Linked DNA regions of Homo sapiens: region 1 is linked to region 2. A link is an interaction called in ENCODE POLR2A ChIA-PET data of the cell type or tissue named here. Cell type or tissue: PC-3. All regions are shown on one strand. Each heading gives the region's core, and the rest is flanking DNA. Links, peaks and the distances in the headings are about the cores only.

The links. ChIA-PET counts read pairs that join two places held together with the same protein. Peaks named below come from ENCODE experiments on the same cell type or tissue, not always from the same donor. Only the 100,000 strongest peaks of a DNase experiment are listed, where the experiment ranks them.
Region 1: POLR2A ChIA-PET joins it to region 2 with 8 read pairs; 2 of 35 experiments call an interaction of 5 or more read pairs at or near these places.

The regions. Positions count from the first base shown.
Region 1 is chr12:89,431,764-89,437,148 of GRCh38, reverse strand. All of the region lies in intron 9 of POC1B-DUSP6 (POC1B-DUSP6 readthrough), which reads left to right. The region is part of intron 10 of POC1B (POC1 centriolar protein B); the gene reads left to right. The region is part of intron 1 of LOC105369889 (a long non-coding RNA gene); the gene reads right to left. Among named protein-coding and RNA genes, the nearest start is that of DUSP6, 82 kb to the right of the region's middle. In PC-3, for the core only: no CTCF peak of the experiment used is centred there; no DNase peak of the experiment used is centred there.
Region 2 is chr12:89,506,183-89,511,567 of GRCh38, reverse strand. All of the region lies in intron 2 of POC1B-DUSP6 (POC1B-DUSP6 readthrough), which reads left to right. The region is part of intron 2 of POC1B (POC1 centriolar protein B); the gene reads left to right. Among named protein-coding and RNA genes, the nearest start is that of GALNT4, 16 kb to the left of the region's middle. In PC-3, for the core only: no CTCF peak of the experiment used is centred there; no DNase peak of the experiment used is centred there; H3K27ac peaks cover 955 bases.

The DNA of each region.
Region 1 (5,385 bases), core at 191-5,190, 74 kb after region 2:
TCCAGACATGAGGTGACAACTGTCTGATCGAGTGCTGTAGCATAGGGGATGAAGAGAGGAGACTGGCTCATGAGGTATTGAAGAGAGTCAATAAGTTCTGTTTACTGATTGTACATGGGAGAAGAGGGAAGAGTCAAGAATATCTCTCAAATTTTTGGCTGCTGGCTGGATAATGGCACTGTTTATTAGGACAGGAAGAGACAGGAGTTGGGTGTGGAGCATCCAGTACAGAAATCTGGATTTGAGAATCTTGACTTGATTGATTCAGACACTTGGTCCCACAGGGTGACCCGTAAACTGCTGCTCCATAGTATTCGATAATGATTATGATAAAGAGATGATCTACATTAATTGCACCTCATTTATCAAGAGGCATCATTAAAAGAATGCTTGTTTTTTTTGTTTTTTGGGTTTTTTTTTGGTTGTTTTTTTTTTGAGATTGAGTCTTGCTCCATCGCCCAAGCTGGAATACAGTATAGCGATCTCGGCTCACTGCAACCTCCGTCTCCCAGGTTCAAGTGATTCTTCTGCCTCAGCCTCCCAAATAGCTGGGACTACAGGCACATGCCACCAAGCCCAGCTAATTTTTGTATTTTTAGTAGAGATGGGGTTTTGCCATGTTGGCCAGGCTGGTCTCAAACTTCTGACCTGAGGTCATCCACCCATCTCAGCCTCCCAAAGTGCTGGGATTACAGGCATGAGCCATTGTGCCCAGCAAAGAATGCTTATTTGAATCATGCTGGTTATTTGGTAAATTCTGAGACTGAAATTTTAAATGGATAAAGCCCATCATGTTTAATGGCTATGAAACATAACGGGTTTTGTTTCGTATAAAGTATGTCATAATGTAGTGACATGCTTTAGTGGTATCATGACTTCCTCTTTAAAAACTTCCTGCGGTCGTGCACGGTGTCTTGTGCCTGTAATCCCAGCACTTTGGAAGGCCGAGATGGGTGGATCACAAGGTCAAGAGATCAAGAGATCAAGACCATCCTGGCCAACATGGTGAAACCCCATCTCTACTAAAAATAGAAAAATTAGCTGGGAATGGTGGTGTGCACCTGTAGTCTCAGCTACTCAGGAGGCTGAGGCAAGAGAATCGCTTGAACCTGGGAGGCAGAGGTTGTGGTGAGTCGAGATCGTGCCACTACATTCCAGCCTGGCGACATAGTGAGATTCTGTCTCAAAAAAAAAAAACAAACAAACAAGAAAAAAACTTCCTGCTTACTCATCTGTGTGTATGTTCATACACACACATGCATATGCGTGTTTGAGAAAAGATATATTATCATAATTCTTCATCATTCTGATTATAAAGTAAAAGAATCTAGCTCATATTCTCTTTGACTCATGGCATCTATGAAAAGTATTTTTGAATTTTATGGTTAAATTTGAATGTTATTTTTGGTGGGCCATTTTTCCCCATGGTAATTATAGGAAAAAAAATCTTTCTATGTAAACATAGCCATTGTTTTTATTATCTTTGCTTTCTGAGTTTCTTCCACCAGCAAAATAAGAAAGGAGGAAAACACCTACATGATTTTACACGTGAAAATATATGGAGGAAAAATATTTAAACTGCATCATGTTATCATAGAATCTTATTTTTTGTTATTTATGATGAAGGATTTGATACTCTACTCATAAGCAATTTAAGAATGCTATTGTGGCTGGGCACGGTGGTTCACGCCTATAGTCCCACCACTTTGGGAAGCCAAGGCAGGTGGATCACCTTAGGTCAGGAGTTTGAGACTAGCCTGACCAATATGGTGAAACCCTGTCTCTACTAAAAATACAAAAACTAGCTGGGTGTGGTGGTGTGCACCTGTAGTCCCAGCTACTCAGGAGGCTGAGACAAGAGAATTTCTTGAACCCAGGAGGCGGAGGTTGCAGTGAGCCGAGATGGCACCACTGCACTCCAGCCTGGGCAACAAAGTGAGACTCCATCTCAAAAAAAAAAAAAAAAAAAGAATGTCATTCTTCCTGGAGATTTTTATGCCACAGTTTTTCAACTGTATCCAGTTATATAATCTTTATCATAGGGTTAAATATTTTTTATTAATTTCATAGATCTAATTGTTTGATGTTAGATTGGCTTCCTATATTATTGTTAGGAAATCATTTTTCATCCAGTAAAACAATGGAACTAGATTTTTAAAATAGATGATAGATCTTTGTCTGCTAAGTTTTTTTAGAAAAAATATTAAATACATTTTTCACTCAGCTGCCTGAAAATGAAAATCTTTTATCCCTTTTAAAACTACATCTGAAAATATCTTATTTTTTTCTTTGGGGTTTGTTGAACAGTGTGAAAGATAACTATAGATCTTTGCCTTATTCACTTAGCATGTTGTGTAAAAGATTCTTGTTGAATTTGTTATGGAACAGATAATGAGGATGGATCCCTTACTCTGAATGCCCTTCAAAGTGTAATGGCACAGTTCACAAAAGAAGTAATGGCTACTTGTTTTCCCTTTTGAGTTTGCAGGAAATTTTATGCAGAAAGTTGGTGTTATGTTCATTTGGAGTATCATTAATTAAGATCCATCTGGTGCAGTGCACTTTTAGATCAGCATACAGCATTAGGAAGTAGATCCTCCTTTGAGGAATTAATGGTTTGTGTTTTCTTAATCATATAAGAAGTGAAACATAGAAGGAAATTTTTATACAGATTCCATTTGTCCTAGCTGTATACTACCCATTAATGGCTTCAAAATTAATAGGTTTCTCTAGAGATTATAATAAAGATTAAAGACAAAGACAGACAGTAGACTTGTAGCCTCAGCTGTCTTTTCCGAGGTGACTGAATTAATCATTTGGATATTTCAGTTGATAGCTACATGGTATATTTTTCAAGTCTTCTGATAAAAATGCAATTTCCAATTTGCTCTCAAGAAGAAAAAGCAAAGTCCTCTATAAAATCTTATCCCCAAAGCTGAAGGTTCTTTCTTTGAGAAAAAGATGTATGTTTTCTCCTGAGGGACAAACAAGTCTTAATTCAGCAAATTTAGTTTGGAGGACAAAATTTCACATGACATTTTTTGATTATATCCTAGTCATACTTTTAAGTCAATCAGACTTGATCAGATGAGTATGTTCCTACAAGGATACATAATCCACTGTTCAGAAGACAGAAAATTGTCATTTTTTCCTTCAGGATCAACAGCCTATGTTTTCAAGAATGTTAAGAATTGAAAATGAATTCTTTGTTGTGGTCCTGTGACAGCCCCATCTGGGTGAGTCTGCAGTTCCTTTTTCTGTTTCCCTAATGGATCCATCCACTCCTTAGTCAACATTGGCTTTTGATCTTAAGAAACGAACCAAATTTAGAGCAAAACTCTGAGTCACTTCTGAAAGGCAGCCATCCTCTTTGTCAAGATTCTCAGATGAACTCTGTGACTATCCGAGTCCTTTGTGCTGATGGCAAACTTAGTGTAAAGCCTCCCACTCTTTGGCCAACACTCTTCTAGTCCTCCCATTTTGGTAATTCGTCAGCCCCAGAAAGGCGTCCATCCAGCAAGCCTCCTGCTTTACACTGCCTGCTCCCTGTGTCTGGGCCTCCTTTACCCAACTTACATTCTGTGGTCCATCATTACATCCATGGTCTTGTCCCTTTCTCCCTCTGTTATCCTCACCTAGAAAAATGCCAACCTGGGTTAAATCTGTTTCTCTGGCTCCTTCACACCTACACCCAAGGGGCTGGATTTGACTAGACAGCCATCTTGGCTCGTCTCACCATAAATTTATTTACACAAAGCTCCATGGGCACTCAGCCACTGTCTATCCAGCCCATTTATCGAGTAGTTATCCCCTCACTCTCCTGTGTCATCAGTGCTCTCTTTATGCTTGCTCTTTCTATCAGCACACATTTGTGATATATTTCTCATCTTTATAAATGAAAACCTCATTTGGCCCCTCATCCCTTTCCAGCTCCTGTCTCATTGCTCTTCTCCCATTTATAGCAAAAGTCTTCTAAAAAAAATTGTTGCTTAGATTCACTGTCTTTATTTCTTCACTTTGCATTCTTCTGAGTGCTATCCAATCAAGCATTCATCCCCACTCTTCCATTCATGTCAGGGTCCGAAGGACTCATCTCGGTCCACCTGTGTGTGGCACTTGATCCTGGTGATCACTGTTTCCTCCTGGAAGCTCTTTCCTCACTTGACTTCTGGGCCAGTAGTCTTCAACCTCAAGGGCCACCAGTCACCTTTCCTGCTCCTGCCTTCTAAAGTCTCTGCAACTCTTCTCTTGTTTGGCTCCTTCCTAGTGATCATAGACCCATGGATAAAAAGATCTACGTGCCAGTAACTCCCAAATTTATATTTCTAGACCCAGCTTCTCCACAGAAATCTAGAATCATATATTTCCAATTGTATTAATGACTGTTCCCCTTGAAAGTCTGATAGGCCTCTCAAACATAACACGTCCAAAATTTATTCTTTACCACTTCTCCATAAAATTTGCATCAGCATAGCTACATCATAACACAGCACATTGCTTAGCTTTATTTTTCTTCCTAACCCTTGTCACCTAGCATTACATCACATATCTACATATTTACTTTTCTCCTTCACCCACTAGAGTATAACCATGATAGCAGGGCCTCTTTATTCACTCCTTGAGGTAGGCAGAACAACCATTCCTCTCAAAAATATTTATGTCTTCATCCCCAGAATCTATGAAAATGTTTCCTTACATGGCAAAGAGGGCTTTGCCAATGTGATTAAGTTAAGGCTTTTTTTTTTTTTTTTTTTTTTTTTTTTTTAAGAAACAGAGTCTCGTTGCCCAGGCTGGAAGTACAGTGGCTCGATCTGGGCTCACTGCAACCTCCACCTCCCAGGTTCAAGTGATTGTCCTGCCTCAGCCTCCTGAGTAGCTGGGACTACGGGTGCATGCCGCAACACCTGGCTAATTTCTTTTGTATTTTAGTAGAGACAGGGTTTCACCGTGTTGCCCAGGCTGGTCTCAAACTCTTGAGCTCAGGCAATCCGCCCACCTCGACCTCCCAAAGTGCTAGGATTACAGGCATGAGCCACCATGCCCGGCCAAGTTAAGGCTCTTGAGATGGGGAGGTTATCCTGGATTATCTGACCGGGCCCCATATAATCACAAGGGTCCTTATACGGAAAGAGGGATTCATGAGAATTAGAGAAGATATAACAATTAAAGCAGTTATTGGAGTGATGCAGCCATGGGCTAAGGAATGTGGACAGCCTCTAGAAGCTGGAAAGGCAAGGAATGGATTCTCTCCTAGAGCCTTCAGAAGGAATGCAGCTTACTGACACCTTGTTTTTAGCCCCGTTAATCCTGTTTTGGACTTGCAATCTCCAAAACTATAAGATAATAAATCTATGTTGTTTTAAACCACTAAGTTTGTGGTAATTT
Region 2 (5,385 bases), core at 323-5,322:
CTAGAAAGCTGAGTTTATTTTCAGTAATGGACTTTATAGTAGGACATAATGGAGGTAGAAAATACAGAGAAGGACTTCTGAAATAAGTGAAAAATCCAAGGATTTCTATATGAAGGTAATCTGAATTATCAGGAATTTTTTTTTTTTTTTTTGAGACAGAGTCTCACTTTGTTGCCCAGGCTGGAGTGCAGTGGCACCATCTCAGCTCATTGCAACTTCTGCCTCCCGGAGTCAAGCGATTCCCCTGCCTCAGCCTCCCAAGTAGCTGGTGTGCAACACAGTGCCTGGCTAACTTTTTTGCATTTTTAGTAGAGATGGGATTTCACCATGTTGTCCAGGCTGGTCTCGAACTCCTGACCTCAGGTGATCTACCCGCCTCAGCCTCCCAAAGTGTTGGGCTTACAGGCGTGAGCCACTGCACCTGGCCAGTCAGGATTATTTTGAATATGGAATGAAAAGGCCTGAGAGGGAATGTATTTCAAATGTACAAAGTTATCTAAAATATGTACTGTTTGGCCAGGCATGGTGGCTCACGCCTGTATCCCAGCACTTTGGGGGGCCGAAGTAGGCAGATCACCTGAGGCCAGGAGTGTGAGACCAGCCTGGCCAACATGGTGAAACCCTGTCTGTACTAAATACAAAAAAAATTAGCCAGTGTGGTGGGCACCTGTAGTCCCAGCTGCTTGGGAGGCTGAGGCAGGAGAATTGCTTGAACCCAGGAGGCAGAGGCCGCAGTGAGCTGAGATTGTGCCACTGTATTCTAGCCTGGGCGACAGAATGAGACTCCATATCAAAAAAAAAAAAGAATAAAAACATATTTCTTCCTCCAGTGACGAAACTAATTTGTTGCTGAAAATATCAATAGCAAAAACTGCAATTTTGCACAACCTAATAATTGTAAAACTGGACAAAATATATGTGAGTTAGCTGTTTTCAGGCACTGACCTACAGAGAGTGTGAAAACTATGATCTTTGCAAGAAAGAAAACATGCAAGGTGATGATCTCCTTGGCTTTCTTCCTGGGAGCACTTTTCCTGCTGCACAGCAGAGAGGTAGAGCAGCCTCAGAGTAACAGCCTGGCTGAGCTCAGGATGTGCAGAGTGGGAAACTGTGAGACTACCAGGGATCTCTCACTGCTAGACTGAGAGCTGAATGATACTAATGACCATGCAGGGCTGGATGTCTAGGTCTCTAGCTCCAACAAAGAGGAAATCTCTCTGAGCACTTCAGACATTGAGTTGAGACACCAGAAAGGCCAGGTCTTTAGGAATCAGGACCACACCTGAAAGAAAGGGCCATGCCCTAGGACTAATTTCCAAGCTCAAGCAGACCCATGCTACCAAAGAACAAAAGGAAGTGTACAAGAACAAAAAGGAGCCACCTATAATTTAATTGCCTCCCAGTTAAAAAAACGAAACAGGCTGGGCGTGGTGACTCACACTTGCAAACCCAGCATTTTGGGGGGCCAAGGCAGGTAGATCACTTGAGGCCAGGAGTTCGAGACCAGCCTGGACAATATGCTGAAACCCTGTCTCTACTAAAAATACAAAAAAAATTAACTGAGTGTGGTGGCGCATGCTTGTAATCCCAGCTACTTGGGAGGCTGAGGCACAAGAATCACTTGAACCCGGGAGGCAGAGGTTGCAGTGAGCCAAAATCGCCCCACGGCACTCCAGCCTGGGCAACAGAGTGAGACTCTGTCGCAAAAAAACCAAAATTGAATCCTGAACTCTAGTTAGTGGGATTGTTTTTGCAGTGGTGTGGTTCCATGATTCTGAAACTACTGTTTGTATTTTAGGATTGAGCAAAGATATATTGAGCATGGGAGCCAGGTTTCTTATTGTGGGAAAAGAGAGTCACAGATATGGAAAAAAGGAGGGCAAGAATGTATTCTGTGGTGTTAGATTAGAACTCATGGTTTTTAATACCTATATCAATTGATATACCTACATATAGATAGATAATAGCTTTCTATTTATAGCTAATTTCTTAGTTCTGCCCGTTGAGATTTCTGTCTTACTCCTTAGCTCTGTTCACTGACACACCAGTAGCAATAAGCAAACATTGTGCCCAGATATTGGTTTCTAAATACCATTATCCATTAAAAGAAATCAGAGCTTTTGGAGGGGAAAAAAAAAGGCCCATTTCAGGGCTGGAGTGGGAGAAGTACATCTTAGAACATCGTGTAATTCTAGAAAATAAGGGAGTATTTGAAGAATGGAAATATATCAAAAGGACACAGAGGCCAGCTTTTAAAGGGGCTTTCATTTGCCAAATCTGGAACAATTTGAGAGTCAAAATAAATGATAGTTATGGATTATAACCTGTTGAATTAAATAATCTATGCATTCACACTGATAAAAATAAGTAAATGAGTAAACAGATAAATGGAGGAAAATGGATGGTTCTTCCTTACAACAGTAAATACATTTTTAAAATATTCATTAACTTACTAATTAAACATCAATTAAGTAGTAAATCATAGAATGATGGGTTAGAAAATTATGAAAGGATGCTAAAATTAGTGTGTGACAGTTTGGTGAGGAAGACGATATTTATATAGTCTTGTCTCTCCATCTATTAGTCTGTTCACACACTTCTATAAAGAACCGCCTAAGACTGGGTAATTTATAAAGGAAAAAGGTTTAATTGACACATAGTTTCACATGGCTGGGTAGGCCTCAGGAAATTTAGGATCATAGCCTAAGGGGAAACAAACACATCCTTCTTCACATGGCAGCAGGAGAGACAAGTGCAGAGCAAAGGTGGGGAAGCTCCTTATAAAACCATCGGATCTTGTGAGAAATCACTCACTATCATGAGAACAGCCCCCATGATCTAATCACCTCCCACAAGGTCCCTCCCCCAACACATGGATTATAATTCGGATTACAATTCAAGATGAGATTTTCGGTGGGGACACAGCCAAACCATATTATGCTACAAGTTACTAATTAATTCCAAAGGGAAAAATAGTAACTTTACATGGTAGAGGTAGGATCACCTAAACCAAGCAATCAAAGTAAACATCAACACTATTAGGACAAAGAGACATCATGTGCACCCTAATATGATGCACTGCTAAGGGTACAACATAACTTTTGTGATATTCTTGTCAAAATTATATCTTCAATCTAATAAAATTAACAAACATGCTACCAAAATAACAAGCCTATAGTCTTCAAGAACATCAAGGTCAATAAAGACAAAGAGCAACCTAAGAACTCTTCTGTAATTTTTCTGTAAGCTTAAAATTATCAAAATAAAAATTTACCAAAAATAAGAGGGAAAAGGGAATGAGGCAGCTCTAGGTATTAACAAAACATTGTCTCCAACATATATCATGCTAAGTAGACTGAGGAAGCAAGATAGAGAGGCAAAATGCAGAATAGCAAGAATAATATACTACCATTTGTATAAAAAGCATATGAGAATAGACACACACATTTGTATAAGCACAAAGGATTCCCCAGAAATTAGTAATGCTGGTTGCTTCTGGGAAGGAGAACCAGGTTGCCAAGGACTAGAAGGAGATTTCATTAAATGCTGTTTTGTAATGTTGGAATTCTGTAATATTGGAATTCTGTTTCAGGTACACATATTACCAACTGAAAAGATACGTAAGATAATTTGTAAGAAACAAAAAACTGGAGACGGTAACATTTCTTTTCAGAAAATAGTGTTCCAGACAGAGCCTCTAAGTAACTGCAGCTGATTTTGGTCAAATCAATGAGTGAGAAAGCTTGAGTTGACTCAAGGAAGTTATTGGTACTTAAGGTGACACAAAGACGGGTGGCCATTTGGACATTGTGTGACAGACAAAGAGCAAACATGTTTTCCATTTGTTGTTCTTTGTTGTCACCTCCAGAGACAAAGCACTGACCTAGGTAAGCATGGGCTTTGTTCTTTCTTCTGCCAACAGGGATTTCTTGAAACAATGGATTATTGTTATAGAACATAAATAGTTTTTTTAAACTGGTAGATTACTAGTTAATGTTTTCCCTTAATTTCCTCCCTTTTGACATTTTATCTCGAAATAGACCCGTTGAAGATGAATGGTACAAGCTTTGACATTTTAAATTATGTGGTAATGTTTATATAGGGTGTGGTTTAATGGAAATGTATGAAAGCAAATTCCAAGTTGACACAGTACAACACTGACATCAATAACCAAATACATTTTATTATCATGGTATTAGGGTTTGGTAGGACAGTTCTTTCCTAAGAAAGAAGGTTAAGGAAGTAAAGAGGGAAATTCAATGTTGGTTTTCATAGTTTTTTTTTTTTTTTTTTTTTTTTTTGAGACAGGGCCTTGCTCTGTCTGGAGCAGGCTGGAGTGCAGTGGCGCAATCGTGGCTCAGTACAGCCTCTATCTCCCACCTCAGCCTCCCCCACCCCCACAGAGTAGCTGGGAATACAGGTGCAGGTCACCATGCCCAGCTAATTTTTTTGTTATTTTTTGTAGAGACGGGGTTTCGAGACGTTGCCCAGCTGGTCTCAGACTTCTGGGCTGAAGTGATCTGCTGCCTTGGGGGTCGTAATATGTTATATAATATGTATTAACTCCCTCCTATTTTCTTCTGACTCCATGCCTTTCTGGCTTTGATCCCACTTTCTTGAGGAAGAAAACACATGGACAAATTCTGATGTTAGGAATATTTTAAGTATATATCTTCAATATTATTTATCCAGGACCAAAGTAAGTCCTGATGCAGGAAATGAGTGAGTTTCACAGCTTTCTGAGCCCCTACTCGACCCAGGAAGCCCCGCTGGAACCTCCTCTCTCTTGGGCCCAGGGCCAGCTTTGTGGGCATACCTCCTGTACAGTTGCACAGGGCCCCATGCTTAGTTTAATGCTATGAAATTCTTAATTATTTTCCTATAAGAGCTTCACATTTACGTTTTGCACTAGGCCCTGCAAATTATGTAGCAGGTCCTGATCAGGCCTGATTTTACTAAACCTCATTTGACACACTTGTCACCCTCTTGGAATGCTCCTTCTCTTCCTGGACACCACAATGTCCTTGTTCCTCTCCTACTTCGTTTGTGGCTCCTTCCTTTGCTCTTCCTTATCTGAACGTTAAGTGTCCTCAACCTCTTCTTTATCTGTACTGATTTCCTCAGTGATCCCATCTAGTTTACAGTCTTTAGTACTTTCTCTAAGTTACTACTAACAGAGAAAACTTTAGCAATAATAGCTACATTTGAGTATTTTTCATGTGGCAGGCATAAATTGCAAGTACTATTTCCTTTAATACTTTTAACACCTCATTTTGCAAATGAAATGTCCTGGGCACAGAGAGGTGGAATAACTTGCCCAAGGGCACACAGCAGTAAGTGACAGCATGGATTTGAACACAGTGAGTCTAATTTCACAGGGTGTTC